2 separate regions of the Homo sapiens genome follow, and region 2 is linked to region 1. Evidence: read pairs that join two places in POLR2A ChIA-PET (ENCODE). Cell type or tissue: OCI-LY7. All regions are shown on one strand. Links, peaks and the distances in the headings refer to the core of each region. The heading gives the core; the rest is flanking DNA. Region 1 holds the start of LOC124903464 (a long non-coding RNA gene). Region 2 has its middle 45 kb from the start of MIR3942.

Evidence for each region. Peaks named below come from ENCODE experiments on the same cell type or tissue, not always from the same donor. Only the 100,000 strongest peaks of a DNase experiment are listed, where the experiment ranks them.
Region 2: POLR2A ChIA-PET joins it to region 1 with 13 read pairs; 2 of 35 experiments call an interaction of 5 or more read pairs at or near these places.

The regions. Positions count from the first base shown.
Region 1 is chr15:35,433,964-35,439,347 of GRCh38, forward strand. The region is part of intron 5 of DPH6 (diphthamine biosynthesis 6); the gene reads right to left. It overlaps LOC124903464 (a long non-coding RNA gene), which reads right to left and starts at 2,287. Exons shown (of 2, transcript XR_007064580.1): 1 at 1-2,287. In OCI-LY7, for the core only: no CTCF peak of the experiment used is centred there; no DNase peak of the experiment used is centred there.
Region 2 is chr15:35,324,688-35,330,071 of GRCh38, forward strand. It overlaps a transcript of DPH6 not described here. Among named protein-coding and RNA genes, the nearest start is that of MIR3942, 45 kb to the right of the region's middle. In OCI-LY7, for the core only: no CTCF peak of the experiment used is centred there; no DNase peak of the experiment used is centred there.

The DNA.
Region 1 (5,384 bases), core at 254-5,253:
GTGGTTGTGACATTCCCAAATGTACTGTACAAGGCTGCCCTCTACAATATATAAATCAACTGTCAGGGTACCAAAGCATCTTGCCGTGAAAATGTTTATATCCATCTCTACTATCAGCTTATAAACTAGTACAAATCAGACTCAAAACAGCAGATACATTTCTGAAAAAAATACAGCAGGCCAGTTTGAGTCAAAGGTCAGTCGTTTCTATCTCTGGGAGGTAAGGATACCTAATACGACTAGGTCTCTGGTCCACTTATAGGCCTAGTCTCTTCAATTCCTTATATTGATTAGGAAGTGATAAAAAGGGACTATTACAACTTTGATGTTGATATTTTAAAAATCATAATTTAAAGAACACCTTTGAAAAGATTAAAGCTAATTATTAATAGAATGCATTACTGCCAAAACAACAGAGGGCACTAAAATATTCCATATAGCAAAAGGTAGAAAATAAAGGGAAAAGCAGTAAAACAAAAAATTGATGACATAAAATGAATAAAATAAGTAGAAAAATTAAGAAATAATTAATTGATTATATCAGTAAAAACAGTTAAACTTTTTAAGACAAAGATTGGGTCAATAATAAAATCCAATGTTACGCCAATTATAAAATGCATCTAAAAGTATATGCACGCACACACACATAGAAAAGTGAAAATGAAAGAACAGGCAACAATGTATCAGGCAAATGTAAAGAAAGGTTGCAGTGGTCCTATCATTAACATCAAAACAAAATTCAAAGCAATAAAGATGAAAAAATATATAATTAAGAAACATAAATTACTACTAAGGCTTTTTTTGTTTGTTTGTTTTGTTTTCTTTTTGAGACAGAGTCTCACTCTTGTCGCCCAGGCTGGAGTGCAGTGGCATGACCTCAGCTCACTGCAACCTCCGGCTCCCAGGCTCAAGTGATCCTCCAACTGCAGCCTCCCAGATAGCTGGGACTACAGGTATATGCCACCATGCCCAGCTATTTTTTTTTTTTTTTGTACAGACAGGGTTTCACCATGTTGCCCAAGCTGATCTTGAATTCCTAAGCTCAAGCCATTTGCCCACCTGAGCCTCCCAAAGAACTGGAATTACAGGTGTGAGCCACTATGCCTGGTCACTAATGAGTTTTGGTGAGTTAAGTAATACTGTATTGTTAGAAATAAAGTAAAAAACTTCCTTCCCCAGTAGAATGGTCGATTATCTACACGACCCTTCCACAAAAATACACCTGGGTGCTGCATAACATTAAATCAAGTTTAGTCTAAAGCTGCCTCCTTACATATTTTAAGTTTGACCTAAAGGTATCTCTGTACATCGTGAAATACAACAAGTAGAGGTGTAAACACACCATAGCCTACACGTGACAATTACTGAGTTTTGGACAATCAAATGTAGACAACTGTTCGAATGGCTTCAAAAAAGGCAAACATTGAGCAGTAATTGATAGATGCAGGAGGCAGAAAAGGGAACCTGCACAGGGTTTTGCCTGGGCATGCCTGCAACAGACTGGGGGTCTGCATGAGCACTGGGAGAATGGGGTAAAGCCACCAGGAATTCATGCCTTATGCAGGGGGAGGAGTCAGGCCTCTTCAGCTCATGTGTGGTGGCCTGGTATTCAATCTGTGATGTGGGTGCATGTTGGCAGGACCCCCTCTTTCTTTTCTGAGAGCATTCTTTTTGCCTAATAAATCTGTCCTCCTCACCCTTCCATGTGTCTGTATGCCTAATTTTTCTTGGTTGTGAGACAAGAACCCAGATTTTTAGCTGAAGGAGCAAAAAATCTTGCATCATTTTGGTGGTCCATACGGGCATATGAGGAGGGGTGAGTAAAATGTGGACCAAAAAATCTCTTTTCCTTTTGTTTCTGAGCCTTCTTGTCCTTGGACTTCTTCTGAGGGTAGAGGAAACTGTGGTCCCTTCTTCGCTCTCGGGGTTTGGGAATGTCAGCCTTGGTCCAAACCAGCCTTTTCTATGGCATTTTCCTTCTTTTTTTTGGGACCGTAATGGCACCTATCTTTTCTTTTACTATAGCAGTCATCCACCTCCACCCCAATGGCTGTAGGTGCACATATGGCCATAGCTGCTGCCCTGGCCCCAGGGCAGTCTCAGGGGCCAGAGGCCCTGCACGTCCAGCTGAGCAGCATACCTCGCGACACCTCCATGGAGTCCCCTCATTCCCTGGCCGAGGGGTCTAGCTCAGTCCGACAGCAATTGAAAGCTTCTTTCCTGCTGGGCGCGGTGGCTCATGCCTGTAATCCCAGCACTTTGGGAGGCCAAGGCAGGCGGATCACGAGGTCAGGAGATCAAGACCATCTTGGCTAACATGGTGAAACCCCGTCTCTACTAAAAATACAAAAAATTAGCTGGGCGTGGTGGTGGGCGCCTGTACTCCCAGCTACTCGGGAGGCTGAGGCAGGAGAATGGCGTGAACCAGGGAGGCGGAGCTTGCAATGAGCCGAGATGGCGCCACTGCGCTCCAGCCTGGGAGACAGAGTGAGACTCCGTCTCAAACAAAACAAACAAAAACAAAACAAAACAAAACAAAACAAAACAAAACAAAAAAGGTTCTCTCCCTGTTCGTCACTGCACTCCAGCCTGGGTGACAGAAAGAGACTCCATCTCATAAAAGAAAAAGTTTCTCTCCTGTTGGAGAAATCCATTTGCATAAGAATAAGAGGTTTCTTGCTCAGGCACCTTTTTCTTTCCTCCACCCTGTCAGCAGTGAATACAGCTTTGCATTTAAGTTTTTTTTGTTTTTCTCCATCCTGTCTCAGTTAAGACAGCCCTGCCTTTAAGTTTTTTTTTTTTTCTTTTCTCCACCAGGTCAGGAGTTAAGTTTTATGCAAGAGGCTTTTTTTTCTCCCCCTTTTAGAGGACATTTTACTAGGCCAGGACACCCTTTTCTCTCCCTTGTTGGAGGACTCAATTCCACAGCTTCTCCTTAGCATTTGGCTTATGATAAGGAGTCCATGCAACCCCCGAGACACATTTTTGTCCCAAACTCAATTCCAAGTTTTGGAGCTCGAAGGCTACTAACAGCAGGGGAGACAGGGTGTACGTGGGTAACAGCAGATAATCCCACTCCCTAGGCACCCATGTTTACATGGGTGAAAGCCACTTTGACGCCCATGGTGGCACCCTGTCACAGTTGCTGGGCCTCAGGGATACTCAGACGAAAGAAAGAGGGATGCCTCACTTTCTCTCCCTCACATATCCACGGTATTCACTAGGAAGAAAATGGAACCAGGAACGCCTCGCTCCCCTCTTTCTAGATGAGTAGCCATTCATCTTCATTGTGAACCTCTTTTGAATGCACCCTGAGTCCTGGGGCTCCTTTGAAAAAAATGTCTTCTTTTTCCTTTTTCCTCCTCTGTCCTTTCTTCACAGATGAGTAATTGGGTCCCCCTACAGGACAGTCCTCTTGGATGTATGCTCCAAACTGGGAGAAGTTAATTTCCCAAACCTTAAACTGGTTGGCTTGGGACTGAGCTTGGAGGAAGGGAACCCCGGAGCCTGACATGCAGGCAAAAGAGTAAACTTTTTTCTTACCAGTTGGGCTTTTGGCCTCCCTCTCCTGGTGCAAACCGGTAAAGGGAATGGTAAGGATCACTGTTTATATTTTCTGTAAAGTTTTAATTATGAAAAAGGATTTGTGAGGCTGGTCTTAAGCTATAGCCAAACTGGTGTGCTCTGCATGTCACTCTGCATGGTTCTGTCAGAAAGAGGGGTACCTTAGGATGAGATACAGGCCTAGTACTCCACAGGCCTGTTGTTCAACCCAGGCCAGCAAACCAGTCAGTGGCAAACTTTGCTGCAGGCCTCTATCTTGTTTTATGTCCTTGGAAGCATGACCTGTAACCATGTGGCAGTGCTTTGTTCTAGCCTCTGCCATTTTACAATGGCAGCCTAGGTTCAGTCCTGGCTTAGGGAATGAGTTCTTTCTGGTTTGATATTTGCATGACCTTTACCATTTGTTGATTCTCTTCCCCTCCACAAATCACCTTGAATTTTCCTTCCTCTGAGTCCCTGGGAGGTTACCTTGGTAAAATTTGAAAGCCAAAATACTGGCCACTTGGCATGGTTAAAGTTGGATAATAAGGGATTTAAATGGATTTTCATAAACAGCGCTGAGCTAAATTAAAAATGGATACCCAAGTCATAGGTATATTTAAAGACCTTTATATTTTTCTCTTCTTGTATCTCGTTTTTCTGGAAAAAGTTTTTTTCTCAGTTGACTAAATTCTTTTCTCCATTTTGTCTTGCCACCCTTAATACACACATGAGAGGCCCTAAGATCATTTCTTTTCTTTCTTTTTTTGAGATGGAGTCTCTCTCTTTCGTCCAGGCTGGAGTGCAGTGGTGCGATCTCAGCTTACTGCAACCTCCATGTCCCTGGTTCAAGCGATGGCCTGTGATTACTTGGGAAAAACAGAAAAGGTGCCAAGGATTCCATTTTGGGAGAAGCCTCCGTTTTCCTCGTGGAGCCCCAGGAATTAGAGGCGGATGAATCTTTCTCAAAATTTGTTTTTGTCTTCCAGCTTTACCTGTTTATTAGGTCCTAGAAACTGCATGCTTTCCTAGCCCTACTCTTAAAGGGCCCCATTTGGAGGCCAATAGCCCAGTTAGGAGATTGGCAAACAGAATATCCTATAACTATTGGATCTGCTTCTGTTTGTCTGTGTGGTTATATATATGTTGTGTGTGATGTCTACAAAAAGAGAGCTCTTATTAATTGGCCTAAAGGAAAATAAGCACCTAGATCAAATATCTTTTAAAGGGAAGATAAAAAGTGTGGTGCCCCTTTTAGTTCATGTGACTTTAGTCTTTGAGAAACGGAAACAGCCTTGGAGATTACTGGTAAAATGCAAATGCCATCAAAATGTAATTTTTTACCTGGGTTTATAGGATTATTTTAAATTAGGTAAAATAAAGCCAAAGGTTTAAACAAGTTGTGGAAGGTTTCTAAAAATTAATCTTGCAAAAGAAATTCTGTGTGTGAACACTGACTAGATTCAAAAGGGTATTATATGGTTTTTCTGTAAATTGAGCATTGAAATAAAAGCACAACAAAGTTTTCCTAAGGTACTAATCTGCTTTTTAGCAAAATTTATAAAGAGTTATAAAAGGTTTATGACGATCTCACCTCACGGTCAAACTGGTTAAGACTGGATAGAATTGTCTTTAAGATTTCATTAGAAAATTAGGGTTGATATTAATAGCTGAAATGTTGATGAATATCAAACAGAACACGAGTTAATGGAATGGACCGAACTAATGAAAAACTGAGTAAGCTTTTTAAACTTTTCTTTAAAACACTGCTGATACTTATTTTGTTTTCAGAGTCAAGGCAACTTATTTTGAGCTATTTATAGCCTTTAATAGAGTGGGGT
Region 2 (5,384 bases), core at 152-5,151, 110 kb before region 1:
TAGTCAATAATTACCAAAATTGAAGGAAAACCAAAACAAGCACAAAAAAGAGGCATGAGGCATTGAACTCAACAAACAAAAGAATTTTACCTTTTAGGAAACTGAATTAATATGGGAAACAAAATAAAATTATTATAATTAGTATCAGATAAATTAGGGAAGATGTGTCTGTCTTAACAAAACTGGCTGCTATGAAAGTGAAACAATTATAAGTTTAAATAAAACAGAATCTTAGTACTTGGGATAATAGCAGAAGGAACAGATATAATCATCAGCTTATTGAGCTGGAAGATTGAGCTGAAGAATTTTTACATAGCCCAGTGCAAAAAATCACAATAAGATGGAAAAAGTACAGGAGTTTGTTACATTTGGTGCCCTTGATTTCTCTTTTTTGGATTTGAAGGTTCCTTAGCATCACATGTGATTAAGTATTTACTGTTCAGAGTTTGAAGTTTGACATTTTCCCCTAATTACTTTATATGTTTAATACATTTCTAATCTGAATTCCAGCTGGTTTTTTTTTATTCAAATTGACAAACTGAATCTAAAATATTCATGGAAATGCAAAGGGTTAAAAAATACCAAGATAATTCTAATGAACAAAGCTGGAGAACTTATTCTATTAAATATCAAGACTTACTTAAAAGCTACTATAATTCAGACACTGTGTTACTAGAACAAAAATAGACAATTAGACCAAGGGAACAGATAAAAGAGTTTGGAGAAAGGGACACAGTTGTATGAATACTTAATTTATGAGAAAGGTAACACTGCAGAACCCGGGAGAAAGAATTATCCTTTACATCCACAGTGCTGATTCCATTGTATGTACATGCGGAAAACATAAAAGCTAAACCTAACCTCACTCCATCCATAAAAATCAGCTGGGGGTGGAGGAGGGAGGATAGTGTAGATCTAAATCTGGAAGGTAAACAATAAACTTTCTAGAAGATATCATAACATTTCTTCATGGCCTTGAACTTGTAAATGTTTTCTTAAAGAGGACATTGAAAACACTAACCATAAGGGAAAAATAATAAACTGTACTGCACTAAATTGACAAATTCTGCTCATAAAATATACCACTAAAACAGTGAAAAGTCAAACAACAGAATGGGAAAAGATATCTCCAACAAAAATATTTGACAAAGTTCTCATATCTAGAATATATAAAGAAATAATGTACATCAATAAAAAGGATAGATAACACAATAGAAAAATAGACAAGACACAAAACGGCAGATAAATATACAGAAAGAAGTTCAATCTCAGTAGTAATTAGGGAAATGCAAACTAATACCAACACAAGATACCACAATATACCAATCAGAATAGAAAAAATTTTAAAAACCCGACAGTACCAACTGTTGACAAAGATATGGAACAAAAACAATACATTGCTGATGGAAGTAGAAATTGGCACTATGAGTTTAGAAAATTGTCAGTGTTTTCTGAACTTGAACATGTGTAAACTTACTGTCTACCTTTACTTTTTTATTATATTCTCTCCTCTAACATTGAACTTTTTCATATCCACACATAAAAACAGCATAAACATATTATCATTTTTCTTGAAAACTGTCAAAACTGATTTCTATTTGTCAAATACAAAATATAACCACCTATTAAAGCTCAATTGTCTTTGCAAATTTTGTATATGGAAATACTAAGTTACATACATAATTAATAAATCAGTTTTTACTTTTAGTTTCTTTTAAAATTAGCCAAATAATCTTTTAAAATTTAAAAAGAATTTTTTTTTTAAGAGACAGGGTCTTTCTGTTGCCTGGGCTGGGTGCAGTGGTGCAAATGTGATTTACTGCAGCCTCAACCTCCTAGGTTCAAGCGATCCTCCTACCTCAGCATCCTGAGTAGTAGGGACTACAGACATGCACCACCGTGCCCAGCTAATTTTTAAAAAAATTTTTTGTAGAGATAGGGTCTTGCTATATTGCCCAGGCTGGTCTCAAACTCCTGGGTTCAAGCAACCCTCCCACCTCAGCTGCCCAAAGTTCTGTGATTACAGGCATGAGCCACCATGCCTGGCATGTAAGTAGTCTTATAAGTGACAAAGTACTTGTGTTTTATGTAGTATTCAATAAATACTTACTAAGTTCCTTCAGGATGTCAGAATTTTTACCTCCCCATCCCTACCTCACTAAGAACCTGCATTCTAGCTGAGGATCACAGACAGTAAGAAAAACTAAAGAAGTAAAATATATCCCATGTTAGACAGGGATGAGTGTTAAACAGACATTTAAGGCAAGGAACCAGCAGAGGAAATATTAGAGTGGGAGTGTGGCATTCATAGAGTAGCCAGGAAAGACCTTGCTGAGAAGGTGACATGTAAGAGGCATGAAGAAGTGAGCCATGCTAGCATTTGGGAGAAGAACTACAAGTGCAAAGGCCCTATAAAATGTCCAAATTTCCATATAAGGAAGCTGCCTTAATCATTCAAATCTTGTATTCTGCAATCTACACTGGTTACATTATGTGTAATGTTGCAAGCTTTTGCAGCATATTAAACATTTTAGTTCTTGCTTAGCAGTTGTAGTCTAGTTTGTAAATGCTTCCTAAAATCGACTTTCTGAAATCAAATATAATTTTTCTGCTCCAAAAGTACTGACTAAAATTTCTAGAAAAGGTTCCTTTTTTTTTTTTTTTTTTTTGAGAGGGAGTCTCATGTCTCATTCTGTCCCCCAGGCTGGAGTGCAGTGACGCAATCTTGGCTCACTGCAACCTCCGCCTCCTGGGTTCACACCATTCTCCTGCCTCAGCCTCCTGAGTAGTTGGGACCACAGGTGCCTGCTGCCATGCCTGGCTAATTTTTTGTATTTTTAGTAGAGACGGGGTTTCACCATGTTAGCCAGGATGGTCTCTATCTGCTGACCTCGTGATCTGCCCACCTCGGCCTCCCCAAGTGCCACCGTGCCTGGCCTCTAGAAAAGGTTCTTTAAACAATAGCAAGTGAGCGAAGTGAAAGTCAGGAGACGTGTTCCAGTCCCATCTTTGCTGCTCACTTGTTGTGAGACTTTGGTCTCTAACTTCTCTAGGCCTTGGTTTCCTCAGCTAGGAAATAAGACAGTTGGGTTGATTCAGAGGTTTTAAGCCCATGCTTTGTTAGATAAATAGAGTATTTTGAGTAACTTTAGAGTGAGCAGCCCCTCTCTAGTTTGACTCTCTACCTCACCATATCAAAACTTACCAACTTATACCATGACCACTTGACTCTTTAGTTATTTGCTTAACTCCTGATCAAATACATTGCAAACCCTCCAGCTATAACAGCATAATGCTATGACTGTACCTTGTTTATTTAAACTCCTCTACAACGTAAGAGCTTCTCTGTTTAGTTCACTCATCTTCACTGCAACATGAACCATCAAAACTTCCATGTACTTGGACGAAGTCAGGCAAACCTATATATATATATAAATTAATGAGCTCCATATTTCCTCATTGTGAAAAGGTAGAGTCTATCATAGCCTCTACCACTATTTTCAGGTCCTCTGTGTCATCATACTTTCTCTTGCTCCTAGGCTTTAAAATGCTATTAATTATCCCTGACAGGCCCCGTTTTTCTCCTTCTTTCTGCCATCTTAACCTGGTAACCCCTTTGACACCTGGAATGCAAAAATCTGAGTTAGGTGTATTTCTTTCTCTTTCCCTTTTTGTCTCTCTCTCTCTCTCCTCTACTTTGTATAATTACATGTATTTTCCCTGCTAGACTCTAAACGTTGTGAGTACAGAAAATGTCTATTTTATTCTCTGTAATAAATCCAGCAACTAGCATAGTACTTGACACAGAGTAGGTGCTTTAAAAGTATTGCTAAATAATGTTATGGAAAGACTGGATATGGCTGACCAAAAGAAGAAAAGGTGATAAGAGAACAAGGTACTACGAGGAAATAAAGACTCAAATTATTTATCCAAAAAGATAATGTGAAATTATGTAAAACTAAAGAAGAATCCTTGTCACAATTCTTAATATTGAGAAGTTTTAAATGAATTGTTCCAAATAGGTAGGAAAATAATGTCATTAGTCCAAACAAAGACACTTCCTTATGGGTCAGTGTATTAGTCCATTCATGCTGCTGATAAGTTGCCAGAGACTGGGCAGTTTACAAAAGAAAGAGGTTTAATTGGACTTACAGTTCCACGTGGCTGGGGAAGCCTCACAATCATGGTGGAAGGCAAGGAGGAGCAACTCCCATCTTACATGGATGGCAGCAGGCAGAGAGAGAATGAGGAAGATGCAAAAGCGGAAACCCCTGATAAAATCATCAGATGTCATAAGACTTATTCACTACTGCAAGAACAGTACGCGGGAAACTGCCCCCATGATTCAATTATCTCCCACTGGGTCCCTCCCACATGGGAATTATGGAAGTACAATTCAAGATGAGATTTGGGTGGAGACACAGAACCAAACCATATCAGTCAGTAAAAGATATTAGAAGATACAGACTCATGGTGATTGAGGTACACTTAAGCATGATAATCTATAATACCAGGTAATTACAATGTGTATTAGCTATTATTAACACTCAGAATGTATTGATTTCTAAGATTATTATACACAAATGTATCTGGTAGTAGCAGATAGCATTTGTGTGTATATAGAATGCAGGGAAATAGAGCTGTGGATGAGAGAGGTGCCAGTTTTCAATAAATTAATGAAAGACAAGCATTCTCCATAAACTATTTGCATTGAGGCAACTTATTTTAATTTTAATATTATTTAAGCTTAGTTGTGAAATTCTAAATACCTGAATTTCTAAATTTAGATTTCTAAATTCCTTGACAAAATTTATCTTCCTTGTGGTTAACTAAATCAATTAACCTTGCAAAGGGAAGGTTAAAAGGACTTCTGTATGCTACATTCTCACAGCATGAAAGAGAACAGGCAGAGAAGCCTGAGTGAACTGCTGGTAGAGTTCAAGGAAAGGCTTGTACAAGCAGATGATCAGTTCTGTTCTTGCTAAAATTTGGGAAAGAAATACATTGTGGTTTCTTCAGATGACAGCATCGTAATTCACTTAGCTCTCCCCTACCTTTTCACAAAAAGGCCAAAACCCCATAGGAAATGTGAGCACTGACATTTTCTACCCAGGATCAAAAACTGACTATGTGCCAGAAATTGAAAACAATACAGCTAAAACAGTAAATACACAGTAATGTGTTGAAAGAAATAGGCTGCTGGACTGGTCAGTGACACAATCCATCATTTCTATTTTAACTTCTGATGGATAGAAAGGTTAAAAAAAAATATGTTTGGATTGGCAGATTTCCATGCAAATATAATGACAACCAAACAAATACTAGAGAATTTTTGCATTAATTTACAGATTATGCCCCAAAGATTTACACTAAACACTATGTTT